2 separate regions of the Homo sapiens genome follow, and region 1 is linked to region 2. Evidence: chromatin contacts called from ENCODE Hi-C or POLR2A ChIA-PET data. All regions are on one chromosome and are shown on one strand. The core of a region is the stretch at or near the end of the contact, and the rest is flanking DNA. Distances in the headings are between cores, read along the strand shown.

Region 1 (5,564 bases), core at 2,600-5,099, 4.5 Mb before region 2:
GGTATGAGGTTCCATCTTGCTAACCCACTGACACAGGAGATTCCTTCAGGACCTTCCTCCTTCCTCCCTCAACAGCCCTCAGCTGGGCCGAGTGCAGTGGCTCACACCTATAATCCCAGCACTTTGGGAGAATGAGGCGGGCGGATCACGAAGTCAGGAGTTCGAGACAAGCCTGGACAATAGGTGAAACCTTGTCTATACTAAAAATACAAGAATTAGCCAGGTGTGGTGGCACACACCTGCGGTCCCAGCTACTCGGGAGGCTGAGGCAGAAGAATTGCTTGAACCCGGGAGGCGGAGGCTGCAGTGAGCCGAAATCGCGCCACTGCACTCCAGCCTGGGCAACAGAGCGAGAATCCCTCCGTCACTCACACACACACACACACACACACACCCCTTAGCTTCAGAGCGCGCGCGCGCACACACACACACACACACACACACACACACACACACCCCTTAGCTTCAGAGCCCACTTTTGATTGGCAGATCTTGCTGGTGCCAACTGTATTTTCTATCGGTTTGTTTCATTTTTTGCTTGTTGGTTGAGACAGGGTGTCACTCTGTCGCCCAGGCTGGAGTGCAGTGGCACGATCTCGGCTCACTGCACTCTTGACCTCCCTGGCTTAAGCGATCCTTCTACCTCTACCTCCTGAGTAACTGGGACTTCAGGAGAATGCCACCACACCCGGCTATTTTTTTTTGTATTTATAGAGACGGGGTTTCACCATGTTGCCTAGGCTGGTGTGGAACTCCTGAGCTTAAACAATCCTCCAGCCTCAGTCTCCTAAGGTCCTGGGACTACAGGCTATTTCTCCCTTTAGATTTTAAACTCCCTAAGTATTTACCAATTGCAACTGATATGATTTTTGGAGTTCAGCATTTCTCTTGACCTCTTAGGCCATTTATATGTGTGCTTGTATGATCACATTTTTTTTCACATTCCTTGCTCCATATATAATTTAAACAATTACTTAAGTAAGGTATGTTTAAGTAAATTTCCAGAAAACTGCTACATTCTTCAAACTGACTTCGGTTAGCCGGCATTAAAGAAAATACTTTTCTTACTGAAAAAAAAAATTTTAAGAAATCGTTGGTCAGCAAACTCACAAATTTATGAAGAAATTCCTTTTAGATGATCAGTACGTTCTGGGACCCCTCCCTCCACCTTCTGGGACTTTGGAGTGAAAGATCCAGAGTTAAAATCTTAGCTCAGCTGTTTGCACTCTATAATCTTGGGCAAGTTATTCCACCTTTGCAAGCCTTAGTTTCCTTACATGAAAAATGCCTGTCATAATGCTTATCCTTACAGGGTTGATGAAAAGTAAACTAAGACGTAAAACGCTTAACAGTGTCTAGCACAAAGTTCAGTCCTTAGTGGAAGGCAGCATTCTCAGAAGACTGAATACAATGCTGAGAAGTGGGTTGCAAAACACAAAGGAAGAAGAAACTGACAGGCTCCTATTCTATATGGAAAGGAGGAAGCTGTGCATTCAGAAGCAGCTGGAGGAAAGCCAATTATACTACAATCAGACTGCCATCCTGGTGAGACTGGTAGGGAGGTTCCCTAGAAGCAAGCTGGGAGAAGCTCTGGAGATGTGTGCACATAGCTATTCTACTCAGATGACTACAACAGCCTATCTGCTCATTCTGTCTCTCCAGTCCATCCTCTACCTCCACAATAATGACCTTCTACATAACACTGATCTGATGCTACTCTGCTGCTTAACTTAGCGAGGCATAAAAGGCCTTTGGGTTACACTCTGCTTACTGCAGGGAACAACTTCCTCACCTATCACTGTCAATACTACCTCCATAACTATCCCCATTTAAATCCCTTACTCCGTAACTATCAAACAACCTGCAGTACTCGGAACCTCATCACATTTTCCCATGACTCTAAGCTCCTGCCCATGCTGTTCCTTTTGTCCAAACACCCTTCTCGCTTGTTTAGCAAAATCCTATGCATCTTTCAACCTCCATCTTCTTTTTCTATCCAAGCAGAAGTACTGTTCTCTCCTATGTACATACCCCTATTATTGCACATTCCTCAATCAACAGATTCAGAGTCTCTACTACTAGCCAGCCACTATACAAGGCATTGTGAATATAAAAATAAATGGCTTTCCATCCCTCTCCCGACCCCAACTAGCCTGGAAGCTCACTGGGGACAAGGACAATCGTATTCATCTTTGTATTCCCAGCACAATGCCTTGCATGCAACAGGAACTCAATAAATTCCTGTTGGAAAAAAACAAAAGAAGCATTCACCGTACTATTCACTCCCTTACACCCCTCAGCACTTAATGTACCAAATGTAAACTGAGTACACGTTGCTTTGCAAATGTCCCATCAGTGCCTGTGATGCAGTATAGCCTACCTCCTTCATTTGACTGGAAGCTCCCTGAAGGCAGGGGCTGTGGCCTGTCTCCTTTCCTTCCTCTAGATCTCCCCCTGGTGCTTAATACAGAGCTTGGATCACTGGGGTTGGTCAATATGTTGACTAAGGCAGCATTCAAGAGTGAAACTGCAAACAGGCTTCCCAGTTATCTTGGAGGAGGACTCTAGAGCTTTTTACCTGAGCCATGCTGATTTCTCACTTAAGGCAACCCAAAAGTTCAGGAGTTCCTAGGTCCACCTTTCCTTGAGACACTGTCGTTTTGAAGAACTGTCACCAAATCACGGTAGCGACTCCTTCGTGTCCCATCAGTCCTGTTGCCATATTGAACTTTGTCTTCAAATAGAACTTAGTGTCCTCCGAAGAAAAGATAGGTGTTCCAAGAATCCCTGGACTCTGCCTGGCTCCTGCCTATTGTCTGAAGAAAAAGAGAGTCTACCAGTCTTGGTTTTCCAGTTGAATTCTCTTGATGAAGCTCACGATCTGTTTCAGAAACCTGAAACCAGAAAGGAAGAGGGGGGCTGCTAAATGCAACATCTTCAGGCCATTACAACGTGCGATATGAATTTTTTTTTTGCTGGGCGCTCTCTGTGAAGCTCAGAACGAGGACATGAGTCAAGAAGAGTTTTCTTTCTAGGTCAATAGGAGGAACTGGTCTCCTGGGCAAGGAGTGGAAGCCAACAGGAGCAAAAGTAATTGGGGCCTCCTATGGAGGAACTCTGCCAAAAGGAAAGTTGCTTGGATTTGCCATCTCAGGAATGGAAGAAGGGGGCGGAGACCCTTTGGGGCTTTTGTGCCCAGTGGGCCGGCCCGAAAAGCTCGCACTTTACAGAGGCGGCAAGACTAGGGTGGAGGAAAGCTCAAGGGCCATCGCTGGGTGCTTCGGTGGCGGGCAGAAACGGGACTGGCAGTGCCCACACGTGTGCGTTCTCCCCGTCCGCCCGAAGGTAGGGAAACTTGCTGCGGAGGTGGAGGACAGGCAGGCGAAGCCCGGCGCGGCGTGTCGCCCGCCTCGCTCCGGCCAGCCAGCCTCTGCACCCGCTGCACCAACCGGGAGCAGAGCCGGAGAGTGCCGAGAAGCGCGCGAGATGCGTGCTCGCGCCCGCGTCCCCTCCGAGAGCCCTCTCCCGGGCCGGGGACGCGGCGGGACGCGCGGGCAGGGGGCGGTGTGCGCGCACGGCCTTTCCCCTCCCTCCCCCGGAGATCCCCCTCCCTTCGCCACGCGCCCCTCCTCCCCTCCCCTCCCCCTTCCCGCGCGGCACCCCACGGCTTGCGAGCTACTGAAGCGCTGCCGTCTGTACGGACGACGCTGCGGTCTTTGGGGCTTGCTCCTACCTGCCAGGCGCGGCCTCCCGCTGGCTCCCTGGCCGCGCGGCGCCTCCTCCAGGCCCCAGCACACCCTGCCAACCCCACCGCCGCGGCTGCCCCCACCGGGACCGAGGCAAGTTTACAAACACCAACCCCGGCCCGTTTCCCCGGAAGCACTTCCCCCTCCCCCTCGTCCTCTCCGCCGAGCGGCTGCATCCACTTCCGGGCTCGGCAGCTAGACTAGCGGGGGCAGCCTCAGAGCGGGTGAGCTTGGGGACGCACGGAGAGGTGCAGCTGGGTGAGTGGGCGGCGCCGTGCGCCGAGGGCATGGAGGAGGGAGCGCTGAGGCCGGCGCGTGCGCCGTGGCCGGGGCGCGCCCCGGCCGCCATCGAGACTGAGGGCAGGACCCTCGGCCCTTCGATGATTGTACGCTGGGTGCTCGATGGGAGGAGGGTTTGCTGGGTGAGCTGGTTCAGACTCCTTGAAAAATCATCGTCACTCTTTCTTCCTCGCGGACGTCCTGCCCATCGCTCTGAGCCGGCGCCCCAAGTAGAGCCAGAGTAGTTCGTACCCAGCCTTTTCACGTAACTCGGCCGAGGTGGTTCTTCTCCGAATTTTTTCCGTCAGGCCCAGATTAGCAGATTTTGGGGTCAGCTGGGAGAGGCGTTAACTTTTCTTCGCACACTCTTGCTTTGTGCGCTCAACCACAGTCTGAATTCTCGCAGAGGCGTTCCTTGAGTAGCCCTTGGCCACACTGCTCACCTCCCTGCAGAAGTCAAAGCCCCAGCCCTCCTCTGCGAATCCCGAGGCCAGCCTGGTTGGTTACCTTCTCCCCTTCGCCCTTTACTCCAGGCCGTCCAGCATCAAACACTAGCCTCCACACGTGGAAAAGACCCTGACTCCCACAGTAGACTAGTCTTATGGGAGTCCTGGCTCTTGGGCCAGGCTGCATTAGGAAAATGGAAACCAGACTGTCTTCAAATTCTTCTGCCTAGCCTTAGCCATTAGAGAGAGGTCCTGCTAAAGATGGACTGCAAATGCGCTTGATGGAAGGAGATGTCAATTCCACTGAAGTCCTCATTTCTGCTGTAGGTGATATTATGTCGTGACTTTAGGAGAAGTAATGGTGATACCAAAAGAAAAAAAAAACTGTATGATGAAAAAAAGACAAGGATTCTCAACTTTTTTTTTTTTGTAGACAGATTTCATTTCCCTGAGCCACTCCATGATTTGGGCCATTGAAAGTACGTTTTTTGTGTTTTAGGATCATTCTAAAATAGAGACAAAATGGAGAAAGAGAGAGATAAAGAAACATCACCAGGAATAAGTCTTTTAAATCTTTTTTGAAAATTAGCTCCTACTTATTTTACAAATCGACACAACGCAAAAGTATAAAAGACACAAAATGGTTATTCTCCCCCTCTACTTATCCCATGCTCCTGAAGGGAATCATTCTTACCAGTTTGGTATATATGCTTTTAGGCTTTTTTCTGTGTTCATACAAAAATCTTTTCAACCAGTATTTATTGAGCACCTGTAATGCGCCATACAGTGTATTTTAGACATCTGAGTCAGCTAACATTTAAAAAACTGTTGCACAGTATTCCAGTTTATGTGTGTGCCTTGTCCCATCTTGATGAACATTTAGGTTTCAGATTTTTTTGCTTTATAAACAATACAATAATGAACATCCTTAAATAGTTATCTTTTTGCTCCGGGCAGGGTGGCTCACACCTGTAATCCCAGCACGTTGGGAAGCCGAGGTGGGCGGATCATCTGAGGTCGGGAGTTCCAGACCAGCCTGACCAACATGGAGAAACCGCGTCTCTTCTAAAAATACAAAATTAGCCGGGCGTGG
Region 2 (5,762 bases), core at 2,755-5,254:
GTATAAAGACAGTGAATGGAACAGACGCTATTGGAAAGTTTTGAGAAGGGAAATGACATCCAACTTAGGTTTTAAAATGTTCATTTGGGCTGCTGTGTTGAAAATAGATCATAGGAGTCAAGGGCAAGGAGCTCTCACAATTTAGGTAAGAGATGAGGGTGGCTTGGACAGGTTGGAAGTACCCAAGGTAATGAGAAGTGATGTATCTTTTTTTTTTTTCTTTGAGATGGAGTTTTGCTCTTGTTGCCCAGGCTGGAATGGAATGGCGTGATCTCAGCTCACTGCAACCTCCGCCTCTCAGGTTCAAGCGATTCTCCTGCCTCAGCCTCCCAAGTAGCTGGGATTACAGGCATGTGCCACCACACCCGGCTAATTTTGTATTTTTAGTAGACACAGGGTTTCACCATGTTGGCCAGGCTGATCTTGAGCTCCTGACCTCAGGTGATCCACCCGCCTCAGCCTCCCAAAGTGCTGGGATTACAGGTGTGAACCACCTTGCTCAGCCGAGAAGTGATACAGCTTGAAGATGGAGCTAATAGGATTTGCTATGAGGTGGAAGAGAAGGAAGTGAAGGATAACTCCCAGTGTTTGTCCTGACCAACTGGAAGGTTGGGGTTGTCATATACTCAGGTAGAGATGACTACGGGAGTAGCGGGAGGTTGGCTTTAACATTAAATTTGAAATGCCAATTAGACATCCAAGTGGAGATGCCTACTGGACAGATGACTAGAGAGTCAAGTTCAAAGGAGGGATCCAGGCTGGATATATGCATTTGGGAGATAACAGCTTATGAATGGGATGAAACAGAGTGAGATAACTAAGGAAGTAGTAGTAGAAAATAGAAATGTTCAGTGTTTAGAATTGGGGAAAAGAGAAACGAGACAGAGAGTGGGTGACTGATGTAGATGGGAAACTAGGAAGAGTATGGAGATCTAGAAAGAGTATAGAGTTCTAAGGAGGAGGAGTGGCCAAGTGTGTTAGACATTGCAAAGTGGTCTAATAAGATGATGCCTGAAAACTTCATTAGAATTAGCAAGGTGAAGGTCTTTGATAACTTTTTTTTTTTTTTTTTGGAGACAGTCTTGCTCTGTCACCCAGGCTGGAGTACAGTGGCACAATCTTGGCTCACTGCACCCTCTGCCTCCTGGGTTCAAATGATTCTCCTGCTCAGCCTCCCAAGTAGCTGGGATTAAGGCACATGCCACCACACCTGGCTAGTTTTTGTACTTTTAGTAGAGATGGGGTTTTACCATGTTGGCCAAGCTGGTCTTGAACTCCTCGCCTCAGGTGATCCACCCGCCTCGGCCTCTCAAAGTGCTGTGGTTATAGGCGTGAGCCACTGCGCCCAGCCGTTTTCATCTTTTTTCTCACTTTTCTCTAGGATTAGCCCCCCAAACTCTAGTTTCCTAATCCCTATTTACAAATAGCTTCTGGTCTACTTTAACCTCTTCAATAGCTACAAAGTGTTCAGTGAATTAAAAATAACCATCTACCTCCAGCCTGGGCAACAGAGCAAGACTCCATCTCAAAAAAAAAAAAAAAGCCATCTACTTTGTTAAACAGAACAAAGAATTTGCTGACATCTTGAGCTCTTAATATCTGCTCCCTCCTTTCACTTAGAAGTGGTTCTAGGCCGGGCATGGTGGCTCACGCCTGTAATCCCAGCACTTTGGGAGCCTGAGGTGGGCAGATCACGAGGTCAGGAGTTGGAGACCAGCCTGGTCAATATGGTGAAACCCTGTCTCTATTAAGAATATAAAAAAATTAGCCGAGCATGGTGGCGCACACCTGTTGTCCCAGTTACTTGGGGGGTAGGCTGAGGAAGAAGAATCCCTTGAACCCAGGAGGCGGAGGTTGCAGTGAGCCGAGATCGCGCGCCACTGCACTCCAGCCAGCCGGGGCGACAGAGCAAGACTCCCGCTAAAAAAAAAAAAAAAAAAAAGAAGTGGTTCTAAATAGTAATGTTTTGTCTGTCTTGGACTTACAAGAAGGATTCTTTTTTCAACTAAGACCTTCAGTAAATTCATTGAAAGAAAGTCTTTTGTTTCTTCCCCATCTATTCCTGTGTCTCTTCATATTGTTCACTACAGTAGTTTTAATGTTGCTTTTTGATATTACTACATTTGGTTGCAGATTCGGATTCCCAAATTTTCTGTGACATGACTGCCTCTGGCTGTTTTTTAATTATAGGGTGTTTATAACAAAACATCTTTTTTCGTACTCCTGAGGGTTGGTCTGTTTGCTTATGTATATAAATCATTGTTATTAATATTATGTTTGTATTGCATCCATAATCCAAAGCTATCCTAGAATGTTCACTCCAAGAGAGCAGGGTTATCTTCCTTGTTCTCTCCTGGCACTTAGGTGCTCAATAAATATTCGTTGAATGAATGAATTTCAGGCCTTCTTCTAGGGCTGCTCTAGTCTCTGGAAACAGCACAACCCCCAAGGTTTTTTTTTTTTTTTAATAATTTATCGGTCCTATAGTGTATTTATTTATTTATTTATTTATTTATTTATTTATTTATTTGAGATGAGGTGTCTCCATATTGCCCAGGCTGGGATCGAACTCCTGAGCTCAGGTGATCTTCCCACCTCAGCTTTTCAAAGTGCTGGGATTACAGTGGTGAACCATGACGCCCAGCCTTAGTGTTTTTCTTGAGGGCTGTGGAATCTTTATGTTCACTTCCACTGGGACTCATGCTCACTTGCTCGTTAGGCATGGATAAAACATCTTTCTTAAACTGACAGTGAGGAGATAAGAGATGCTGGAAAGCAAAAAATGTCTAGAAGGGTTATGGGAAGAAAGCTAGGAATCATTTCTACAAGTGGTGGAGATGACAGAAAGATGCTTTTAAACTAAAAATCCTTAAAGGATGGTATGATTGGTATTGTGTCTGTCATTTTTATGATACCTGCATTATTTAGCATGGAATTTTAAAGACAGGGCACACAGTTATGAGAAGCAGCCCTAAACTAGAACAAATATTTCCTTATTCTCAGTCCAATGCTCTTTACTATATAAGAGGCAATAAGGGATAAAGAATGCGGGCTGGGTTCAAATTCGTCTTCCTTTCCCATTTAATAGCTATGGTCCCATTCTGTTCCTCAGTCCTCTTATCTGTAAAATGGACATAATACTAACCTGTACCTCTTAGGGTTGCTTTGAAAAATTCAATGACTTTATACATGTAATTCCCAGAATCAGTAAACACCCAAAAAATGTTTCTCAGTGTTCTCTATACCAAATGTTCAGTACATGTATTGAACTGTTCACAAAAGAAAGCTAAAGACTTTTTATGTGTAAACAGTGATCCTCCAGCCTCTGTCTGATTTATTTTTTATTTATATATTTTTTTGAGACGGAGTTTCGCTCTTGTTGCCCAGGCTGGAGTGCAATGGCGCGATATCGGCTCACCGCAATCTCCGCCTCCCAGGTTCAAGAGATTCTCCTGTCTCAGCCTCCCGAGTAGCTGGAATTACAGGCGTGCACCACCACGCCCGGCTAATTTTGTATTTTTAGTAGAGACGGCGTTTCTCCATGTTGCTCAGGCTGGACTCGAGCTCCCGACCTCAGGTGATCTGCCAGCCTCAGCCTCCCAAAGTGTTGGGATTACAGGCGTGAGCCACCGCGCCCGGCCTGTCTGTCTGATTTTATACTAGCTGTGTACAGTGGTGAGGGAACAGCAGCCTAGGACCACAGACTGAGGGTCCAAAAGTAGCCGGAAAACGAGCCACGCTGCAAGGTGGAAAAATATTAGCTGGCAACCCGCCCCGCAGCCCGCTCTCCGCCCCCTTCCCCGGCTCACTCTCCTCCGGGCGGAGTTGCTGACAGACAGTCTGTCTTAGCCACCCCAACCTCGCATTTTCTCAGCGCTCCGCCCTCCCAGACACGATAGGTAGTTGGTCTCGGCCAATGGCGACATCCTGTCATACGAGCGGTAGCCAATGAGTAGCCAGGAGTCCGGAAAGGGGCGAGGCCGATCTGAGAGCCGCTGGCGCCACTAGAGAAGGGCGAGCGGCGCGGCAGAGTGCGGCGCAGCGCAGCTCCTGAGGTAAGATGGCGGTGCTCTTTCCTCTAAGCTCTTGCGGTTGGGCTGCTATTTCGCTCTTTTTGTCAGCTCAGAGCTGCTACTCCGCCTCAAAGCAGTGTCAGAGTCAGTCTCCTTCCTGCAGGCTTCCAGGAGCCAGGATCTCCGGTGACTGGAGCCGTAGGACAAAATGGCGCTCGCATAGGCTTCCGAGGCCAGGCCCAGTCGTGCGCTCTGAGGCAGGCCGGGACAAAGGCGGCGTGCGGGGAGGCGGCGTGGCCGCCGCGTGGGGCTGGTGTTGTCGCTTCCCTTCGTGCTGCAGCTGTGCGAGTCCTGAAGATACATTCAGCGTGGTGTGGTTCGGGGTGGGGCCGGGCATGGAGGGACACGCTAAAGGGAGGCAAAGCCACAGATGCCTGTGGAGACTTGGGGAGGGCGGCGGGGACTTACGGAGCGTACCTTACGGGGACGACTTCTGCATGTCCTTTGGAAACTGTCCGCGCGATCTGTGTGGAGCAGGAATTTTCGGGAAGGGTAAGGGCTTTTTGGTCTTTCGTTTGACCCCGCAGGTTTTGGTTATGAACAGGATTCGGATTCACGTCTTGCCAACCAATCGGGGGAGGATCACTCCAGTGCCCAGGTCTCAGGAACCTCTGTCTTGTGCATTCACTCATCGTCCATGCTCTCACCCTCGTCTGGAGGGGCAGGAGTTTTGCATTAAGCATATCCTTGAAGACAAGAATGCACCCTTCAAGCAGTGTAGTTATATATCGACGAAGAATGGAAAAAGATGTCCCAATGCTGCCCCAAAGCCAGAGAAGAAAGATGGGTATATATGTATAGATATATATGTCGTTTTTCTTAAAGCGAGGGGGTATGTGATATGATGCGGGCTTCAGCATAGCTGCCGCGTTTGAGATTTTGTCCTTGTAAATTTGGGGTTATGGTTGTATCCTTGGAAAACTGAAAAAACGGTGAAGACTGGAAAGACCCTTGAGTTGGATTACTTAGTTCACCTCTTTGGTTCTTTTCCCTTATCTGTAAAATAAAGGCATATTCTAAATTAGTCTTTTTTTTTTTTTTTTTTTTTTTAAGAGAGATGGGGTCTTGCTATTTTGACCAGGCCGGTCTCAAACTCCTGGCCTCAAGGTATCCTCCCATCTCGGCCTCCCAGAGTGCTGGGATTACAGGCGTGAGCGACCGCGCCCGGCCCTAAAGTTAATTTTTTGGCGGGGGGGCGGCGCACAGATTCTTGCTTTATTCCCCAGGCTGGAGTGCAGTGGAGATCTCGGCTCACTGCAACCTCCTCCTTCCAGGTTCAAGCGATTCTCCTGCCTCCTAAGTAGTTGGGACTTAAGGCGTGCGCCACTATGCCCGGCTAATTTTTGTACTTTTTAGTAGAGACGGGGTTTCACCATGTTGGCCAGGCTTGTTTTGAACTGCTGACCTCAGGTGATCCATCCGCCTCGGCCTCCCAGAGTGTTGGGATTACAGGAGTGAGCCACCGCACCTGGCCCCTAAAATTCTTCTTAATGGAGGGGTGTGTGGCTCTATTTGGCTGTCCATGAATTTTGTTAAATAACATGCAAAGTTATATATGTGTGTATTCTTCTGTAAGAGGCTTCATAGTTTTCATCATGTATGCAAAGGTATCCATGCAAAAACATAACCTGACTAGATAATTTTTTACGTATCTTATAGTTTTAAAATTGTGTCCCTGGCTGGTCGCAG

The links. A loop is a pair of places that touch in the nucleus more often than their neighbours do. ChIA-PET counts read pairs that join two places held with the same protein, here RNA polymerase II (POLR2A). Pooled maps may share reads with other maps.
Region 1: a loop to region 2 is called in a pooled map, with 7 times the contacts of the local background. The contact joins the promoter of ZNF740 here to the promoter of KANSL2 in region 2. A Hi-C loop is called at or near these places in 1 of 50 pooled maps. POLR2A ChIA-PET finds 5 or more read pairs at or near these places in 2 of 52 experiments (H1 and activated T-cell).

The regions. Positions count from the first base shown.
Region 1 is chr12:53,179,007-53,184,570 of GRCh38, reverse strand. ZNF740 (zinc finger protein 740) reads right to left here and starts at 3,849. Exons shown (of 7, transcript NM_001004304.4): 1 at 3,734-3,849; 2 at 2,579-2,894. The coding sequence starts at 2,587. CSAD (cysteine sulfinic acid decarboxylase) reads left to right here and starts at 3,646. Exons shown (of 17, transcript NM_001244705.2): 1 at 3,646-3,839; 2 at 5,429-5,469. RefSeq lists silencers at 2,832-3,126, 3,480-3,779, 4,070-4,159 and an enhancer at 3,822-4,380.
Region 2 is chr12:48,680,480-48,686,241 of GRCh38, reverse strand. KANSL2 (KAT8 regulatory NSL complex subunit 2) reads left to right here and starts at 4,004. Exons shown (of 10, transcript NM_017822.4): 1 at 4,004-4,055; 2 at 4,601-4,860. The coding sequence starts at 4,610. RefSeq lists silencers at 3,657-3,706, 3,747-3,956 and an enhancer at 4,037-4,306.